3 separate regions of the Mus musculus genome follow, and all the other regions are linked to region 2. A link is a loop called in an ENCODE intact Hi-C map of the cell type or tissue named here. Cell type or tissue: left cerebral cortex. All regions are shown on one strand.

The links. A loop is a pair of places that touch in the nucleus more often than their neighbours do. Peaks named below come from ENCODE experiments on the same cell type or tissue, not always from the same donor. Only the 100,000 strongest peaks of a DNase experiment are listed, where the experiment ranks them.
Region 1: it touches region 2 in a loop (2.6-fold over the local background); 3 of 42 quality-filtered maps call a loop at or near these places.
Region 3: a loop joins it to region 2, with 4 times the contacts of the local background. A loop is called at or near these places in 2 of 42 quality-filtered maps.

What each region holds. Positions count from the first base shown.
Region 1 is chr13:48,997,418-48,999,917 of GRCm38, reverse strand. No RefSeq gene overlaps it. Among named protein-coding and RNA genes, the nearest start is that of Fam120aos, 31 kb to the right of the region's middle. In left cerebral cortex, a CTCF peak has its summit at 1,120 (motif pointing right); a DNase peak (open chromatin) is centred at 1,129.
Region 2 is chr13:48,869,011-48,871,510 of GRCm38, reverse strand. Phf2 (PHD finger protein 2) reads left to right here and starts at 626. Exons shown (of 22, transcript NM_011078.3): 1 at 626-843. The coding sequence starts at 746. Phf2os1 (a long non-coding RNA gene) reads right to left here and starts at 560. Exons shown (of 2, transcript XR_003950516.1): 1 at 308-560. In left cerebral cortex, no CTCF peak of the experiment used is centred here; DNase peaks (open chromatin) are centred at 6 and 1,430; H3K4me3 peaks cover 1,883 bases; H3K27ac peaks cover 1,136 bases.
Region 3 is chr13:48,663,290-48,665,789 of GRCm38, reverse strand. Barx1 (BarH-like homeobox 1) reads right to left here. Exons shown (of 4, transcript NM_007526.4): 1 at 2,451-2,500; 2 at 473-764; 3 at 305-389. Among named protein-coding and RNA genes, the nearest start is that of Barx1, 1.5 kb to the right of the region's middle. In left cerebral cortex, no CTCF peak of the experiment used is centred here; DNase peaks (open chromatin) are centred at 514, 782, 1,394 and 2,364.

The DNA of each region.
Region 1 (2,500 bases), 130 kb before region 2:
GTTGTCCCCAGCTATGGGCTTTTGACCAGTACCAGACATGGATTCCCTCCCAGTGAGTGAGCCTCAAATCCAATCAGAAAGTATTTGATTATCCCATTAACAGTCATGCCACTAATGTGCCAGTTGGCATACCTTGTGTGCAGCTAGTGTTATATCCTGGAGGATATACTGCTAGGCAATTCTACCGGTGATGTTTCTTCTCTAGAGTCCTGTACAGCCCCTTCCAGCACTGTGGAAGCTACCCAGCAGGGAAGAGGCTTCTGGCACACTTCCAGCTTGATTTTTCTAGATCCTGCTGTTAGGGTCTGTGAATCACTGAAGGATGACACCTCAGGCTCAAATAGTATGCAAAGGCAAAGAGTGTTTATTCTGCAGAAAAGATCAGCATGCAGGGGTACTCCAGAGCTAAGTGGAGACCCTTTGAGGGGGCTTGCAGGCATTCTTTTATGCAGGTTTAGGGGAATTCCATGGAGGGATAGATGACTTTTCTCTTGATTGGTTGACTCTACTGCTAGGGGTTCAAGTAACTCTGAATTTGGCTAGGGCCTTGGAGAGTTTGGGGGAATGCTAAGTTTTAGGAACAATGGCAATGGCCTGTTTTGTTTGGAGGACTTCTGAGGCCAAAAATATTATGATCTCGACCTGTGGGTCTCACCCAAAACTGTCTTCCAATATATTATTACATTGAACAGATTGCAGAGTTGTTAACACGCTGTGTCTACCATGTGCCTGTGAACTGAAATGTATTCGGAGGCTATATTAATGAAATTTTGCCCTGATGAGCTTCAAAGAACCTGAATACTCTTTCATTCACACAGAAAACCACAGCTCTACTGCTTGGGCACTTATCTTGGATCAGACTCTTTCTGGGTAGACAACCCATTTAATCCTTAAGACGGCACCTCACGACAGGTACCTCTGTTGGTCCCTTTTTATAGATGAGGCTTCAAGGAACTCGAGTCCCGGTCTAGGCTCACAGCCAACCACCTGCAGGATGACAAAACTAGAGGCCAGGCTGTTTGATTCTGTGATCCTATCTGCTGGCTGCTTCCAAAGAGGCCCTCTACTCAGAACAATCACAGTTGGGACTGGGGTTCAAGAGGAAAACGGGAGTACGAAGGAAATGTGACCACAAGGTGGCAGTAGAACTCAAAAACTTGAAGAGGTGAGTCTATGGAAGTCCCTTGGGCAAGAGGTGGTCAGAGGTTGGGGAGCACACACAAAGGAGAGAGACCCTTTAGAGCTGTGGGAGTGCTGGCGGGGCTGGGTGATATGACCCGGCAGTGTGGAGGGGACAGTCTAGGTCACAGAATCCCAGGAACAACAATGACTCCAGGGTCATCACAGTTTGGGGGTTAATCTTAACTTTAGCAAACGCTGGGCCCAGGTTTCCCAGTATGCAAACCAGGCAGGTTCTAAGTGACTTAAAATCTGATCGTCTGGAGGCTATTTAAAACAGTTGGGTGTGTACAAATTGGAAGCCGATATCAGTAGGCATTTGACTAACCCATCTCAGCTCAGCTCATCATGAAGAAATGAGACCTAGCACAGAGAAGCCACTTCTGGGTCATTAGCTTATCTAACTGAAAGGCTGTTTGAGGACTTTCAAGGCAGGAGTTCTTTGTTGAGAATACAGCTTTGAGGAGGTAGGCTGCGGAAGGGAATTGTGGGTAGAGACATTCCAGGAGTTGCATGGATGTCTCATGACATCTTTCTCACTTGTCTCACAGAGCCGGGAGTGGGGCTGTGTTTGAATGCAGTAGGTACCTTTCCTTTGCAGAGGGGGAATTTGGGTTTTAGTGCTAAGGACAGAACCTAGGGCATCTCGCATGCCAGGCAAGTGCTAGATAGATAGATCCCAGTACCCAAATATATATTTTTAAGATTTTCATTTTATGTATATGGGTGTTTTGGTTACATGTATGTCTGTACACCACGAGTACTCAGTGTCCTATAAAGCCAGGAGGGCTCTGAATCCCCTAGAACTGAAGTTATAAACAGGTGTGAGACACCTCGAGGAGGCTGAGAACTGAACCTGGATCCCCTGCAAGAACAGCCAGTGTTCATAATCAGTGGACTGTCTCTCCAACAACCCCCCCCATTATATTTTCTAAGTTTTTGGTAAAATATATACAACATAACATCCACCATTTAACCCTTTTAAATTTGTAAATACTGCTGCATTAATGGTACTCAGAGTCTCCTGCAAACATTGTAGCTGTTTCCAGAAACACATCATTCTAAAGTTGTCCCCATGAACGAGTCCCCTCTCCTCAGCCTGTTTGCCCCATGCACTTTTTCTCTGCAAATTTACCAGTTCTAAATACTTCAAAGTCACTGAGCCATACAATGTTTGTCCTTTGGTGTGGGCCTTGTTTCACTCAGCACAGCATACTACACCATCATGATGATGTCAGACTTAGTAGCTGTGGGGGATGGTGGTGTTGGGAGGGGGTGCAAACTCAAGGAGGTGAGGCCTACTGGAAGGTGGGTCACTGAG
Region 2 (2,500 bases):
GCCCCCAGCTAGAAAGAAGGGGAAGGGGAGGTTATTCAAAAGCCAGCAACTCAGTCGCAGTTCGGGATGGGAGGGAGGCTGCCGGGCCCAGGAAGAGGAGGAAGATCCCCCTGTCCATCCCACTTCGGGGTCAGAAGAAAGTTAAGGCCAAGGAGTTGCTTCTGGCTAAGGCAGGGCTGTGCGAACTGTGTTCACGTAGTCGGGGGCAGGGGGCTCCGCGGCTCGTCTCCCTGGGAGTCCCGGGGCCACCCTCTCCCGCGGGGTGCCCCCGAGCCCGGCTGCTGGCTCCCCCAGGCCCGCGGCCCACCTTCTACCGCGGCCCGCCTTCCCGGCGGCGGGAGCGGGGCCCAGGCCGGCGGGCGGAGGCGGCGCCACCCGGGGCGCTGACGTAGCGGCCGCTCGGCGGCCGGGGGTCCCTTCGGTGGGGCCGCGGCTCCCCGCCCGCCGCCCCCGCGCGTCCATTCGCTTTGTGTCCCGCGCGCGGCCGGGCCCCCCGCGCACTCTCAGCCCTGCGCCCCGCGGCCCGGCGGGCGGCTCCCGGCGCGGCCCCAGCAGCCCGCGCCGGCATTGTGTGGACGCGCCCGGCCGCGAGCGCGCGCGCGGGCCCTGCCGAGCGCCCCCGGCCCCGTCCGCTCCGGCCGCGGCGCCCGCGCCCGCCGCCCCCGCCGCCCTCGCCGCGCGGCCCCCGGCCCGGCCCGGCCCGACCCGGGCAGCGCAGCGGCGGGGCGAGCGGCGGCGCGGCAACATGGCGACGGTGCCCGTGTACTGCGTCTGCCGGCTGCCCTACGACGTTACCCGCTTTATGATCGAGTGCGATGCCTGCAAGGACTGGTTCCACGGCAGGTGAGCGCGCCGCGGCCCGCCCGGCCCACCGAGCCCCGCGCCCTGGTCGCGCGCCCCGGGCCCCGCCGGGCACCGCAGCCGCGTTCGGCCGCCGGGCCGCGCGCCCTTTTGTGCCCAGGGCGGGGGCGTACGGCCGCCGCGCACAAAGCGAGGCCCGTGGCCGGGGCGGGCGAGGGGCGCGGGGAAGTTGGGGCTCCGGCCGCGATGGGGCTGGGACCCGGTCGTCTGACAGCGGGGCCGCAGTGGCCGCGGAGGCCAGGAGCCGGACGAGGCCCAGGCCCGGGGCCCCCGCCGCCAGCCCCCTGCGAAGTTGCAGGAACTTTCCCCGCGCGGGCTCGGGGCGGCCGGGCCGGGAGAGGCGGGCGCGCGGCCCGGCGCGGGTCCCCCGAGAGGCGCGACTGGCGGGCTCCGGAGCTGGCAGGGCTCGGGTGGACCGGGGGAACGGTAGCGAGGTAGCGGCCAGTGCCCCCCGTCTGTGCTGGATCCCGGGAACCCCCTCGGGACTGTGTCCTGGCGGGCAGGACCCCACCGGGGACCCCGCGTGCCTACTGGCTCGGGCCGGCCTGCGGGCCTAGGCGGGAGTGCAGTGACAGACCGACGTGAGTGTCTGTGTGTTGGGGTGGGGGTGTTGTGGCTTGGCCGCTCATTTCCTGGCCTGCTCGGCTCCCCATTTCCCTCCTCTCTGCTTCAGGCAGAGGAACCCCAGTTTTGACATGACCTTATGCTCTTTAAGGAAGATGGGGAGGAGGGAAAGAGGTAAGCTTGGAGATACTAAACCCGCCCTCTGGGCCCTTGCCGGTGGCCATGACCTGGCCTTGTGTCTACTTTTTAAGAGCCTAAGTCCCTTCCTACTTAGAAGTAAGAGGAGGAGAAAGAGGTGATCATCCTGCTTAAACTGCTCCAACAGGTTCTCTTGTGTTTGACTTTGCCTGTGGGATGTGCTTGGGCCTCAAGAGGGCTGGCCTGAAGCTGGACAGGTCTGTCTGTCCCCTGGGTGTGAGTTTTTAACAGCGAGTAGCAGGCTGGAGGGAGAGAACGGTGTGTGGTTCTGGACCGTCCCTGACCTTCCTTCTAGAGAGAAGACCCTTCTGATATCTCACATCCAGGATCTTTAGGGAGTCTTGAAAAAGAGCTGTGGTCTCTGGTCTAGTCATCTTTAAGTGTTGGGAGCTAGGTGGCCAGGATTTGATGGGCCTTCTCACATCTGTAGGCCCTGGGACAGAGGCCCACTCTTGTAGGGCAACCTGGCTGGCCTTACGAGGGGTGGTCCTGTATGGCTCACTGGAATCCCTCGAGTATCTTGTGTTGCCTCCCCCAAATATCTAGGGTTGTGGAGAGCACTCAGAGTTGTGTGACCCCTGGGCTCTGCTCCAAAACAGGGCCACTATAAACAGCCACCAACTGGCATCCATCTCGAAGGGTTTGTGGCCAGATCACAGTGGGTGATAGCCCGGAGGCCTCTCCAAATCCAGAAACGCTGGGAATCTGGACTTGAGTAGCCCTGAGAGTGGTGGCACCCCTTCTTCCTGTCTCAATCCAAGACCTATAGCACCTCTGGTTACCTGTCAGCTGGGCTGCTGCCGAGGCAGAGAAGGGGGTGGGGGGGTGAGATAATGAGTCTTGATGCTGGAAGAGGTTTGTTGTTTATTGTTTGCTT
Region 3 (2,500 bases), 210 kb after region 2:
CCGATCAAGGACCACCGGATGCCCAGGGCCCAACCACGGCATCACAGTGACTCTAGGCCCTAAAGAAACGGTGGAGGTTTAAAGAACTGCTGAGGAGAACGAGCGGAAGATGGAGGAGTTAGAAGCTGCCAGGAGGTGCCGGGGATGGGGGTTCTGTCCTAATGAACCCAAGCAGACACAGCAGTTCACGGGATGGGATGGGCAGAAGTCTTAGTGTGAGGAGGGCGGGAAGGTATTTCTTGGAGGACACCAAGGACAAAGCCCAGGAAACCCCAGCCCGCAGGAAGCCACCAGCCACACTTACTATTTTCTTCCATTTCATCCTCCGATTTTGATACCACGTCTTCACCTGTAACTGGCTCAGGCCCAGGGACTCAGCTAGATCTATTCTGGAAAGAGTAACGCACACCCTCAGCGGGTCAGGCCACCACCTGCCTACCCTTCCCTCGAGCCCAGTCTTGCCCGGCACTACCTGTCAGGGGTAGAGAGGTACTTCTGCTTCTCGAAGCGTTTCTCCAGCCCCATCAGCTGCAGCTCAGTGAATACGGTGCGACTCCGGCGTCCTTTCTTGGCTTTCGCGCCAGGTTCACCAGAGCCAGCTGCTTCCAGCTTCCCGCGGAGTTGCAGCTCCAGCGGCAGGTGCGATGCGCCTGCGGGGCCGGGCATCCCAGGCCCGGCGGCCAACAACGCCGAGCCCAGCCCGGAGCAGCCGAGCGGCGCCAGTGGGAACTTGAACACTGCGGCCTGCTCAGCCTTCAGCACCGCTACAGAGCAAAGAGAGAAGGGGAGAGAGAGAAGAGAGAAAGATCTGGGTGAACTGGATTCCAGCCTCCCACGCCACAGCGCTTTGCTGCGTTTGGGAGCCCGAACCAGCCACTCCCTGGGGATTTAAACCCAGCATCCTGGGCGACCCTCCTTCAGGTAGCTATCCCGAGGAGTCTAGAAAAGAGTATCCCTCGCATCCTTTGCTCTTTTTTGGAGTCCCCATGAGCCAGTAGGCTCCGAGATTTCAGGATGCTTTAGAGCAAGTTCGCTGCTCCGAGGACATAGAGTATGCCTTTCGTGAAAAAGAGAAACTAAGAAGAAACGGGTGAATTTGGAAGCGGGGGCGGGGGTGGGGGAGCTTTTGCATTGGGAAAAGAACGTTGTGGAATGTGAGCATTTGTTTTTCTGGGCGCTGTACCTACATCACTGGCTGAGGCTTGGACATTGGCGAGGAAAGGGTCACCAAAGCATCCTTTGAACCTGAAAATTGTCTTTCTTGTTTCCTCTGTTCAGACCCCCTCCCCCCAAGAAGCATGAAGACCTCTCCATGTTCTTTAGCCCTAAATCGGCTGTTTGCCCGCTTCAAACGAATTGCCAACAACAGAGTCCTTTTATAGTGAACGGCAGCAGAGAGGCTGTGAACCAGATGAACATCAAAGAGGCAAACTGGACTGGCTGCTACCAAGACTGGACAGAATCTGGGGCCGGTTCCGGAGGCCGCTAGCTGAGCTGGAGTCTATATTGGACGCTTCCTTTCCTGGTAGGCTTCTCCTAAAAGAGATACTGGAAAGGATGGATCTGCCTGGCTGAGAACCATCAGGGTAAGGGGAGCATAGAAAACATAGCAGGAAGTGGGAAGAGAATCTTGCGGAGGGGGAGAGGTAGAGGGGAGACAGATCCACTTTACCAAAAGGCTAGGAAGGAGGTCAACCAAAGAGAGTCACTAAGCCCTAAGCCGAGATGCAGTACAGGGCAGACTGCCTCACAATCTCCCAAGAGACAAGACGGAGACAGAAAAGATCTGAGCAAGTGCTTCAAGACGCACGAAAGCCCAGCAGATCTCGGGATGGAAGGACCAACTGGGCAGCGGATCACAACCAGGCCTCTTTCCCTCAAACAAGGCCTACGGAGACCCTGGCCGCAGCACAGGCCTCGGTCGGTTGCTGACTGGAAAGCACGGGGTTCTGAAAGGCTCCTGGATGGCTTGGGCATCCAACACTATGCGACACGACCCTCTTCTCCAGAGCTTTCCCAGTCTGGGCAGCTACTGTTATGCCCAGCCAACCCTACCGCGAAACTCAGGCTTCCCCTGGTTTGAAGTCATTTTGATCCAGAGTGCTCGGTAGATTGATTTTGTAGCAACCATAGGGATGCGGTCTCTGGCTCCTGGCCTCGCCTATCACCCGATTCGAAAAAACTCGAAGCCGCCCTGAAGCAGAAGACAAACTCTCTTCTGGTCTGACGCGAGGACACAAGGCCTGGTTTCTGCCTAGCTCATTGCTCGCACCCTCCACTTTCCCGTTGGAGTGCGCGAAGAGAGGTAGGTGCCTCGGGCCTGCGCTGAGCTGCATCCCAGGTCGCTCCAGAAACAGGGGAGAAAGAGGATGAATTACGGACAACCCCAGGTCTCCGACTCCCACCCGCCCGCCAAGCCCAGTCCTCTGCGCGGCGGCCGCTGCACGTACCCAGGTGGCTGTGGAAGGGCCGGGCGGCCAGCAGCGCCTGTACGCCGAAC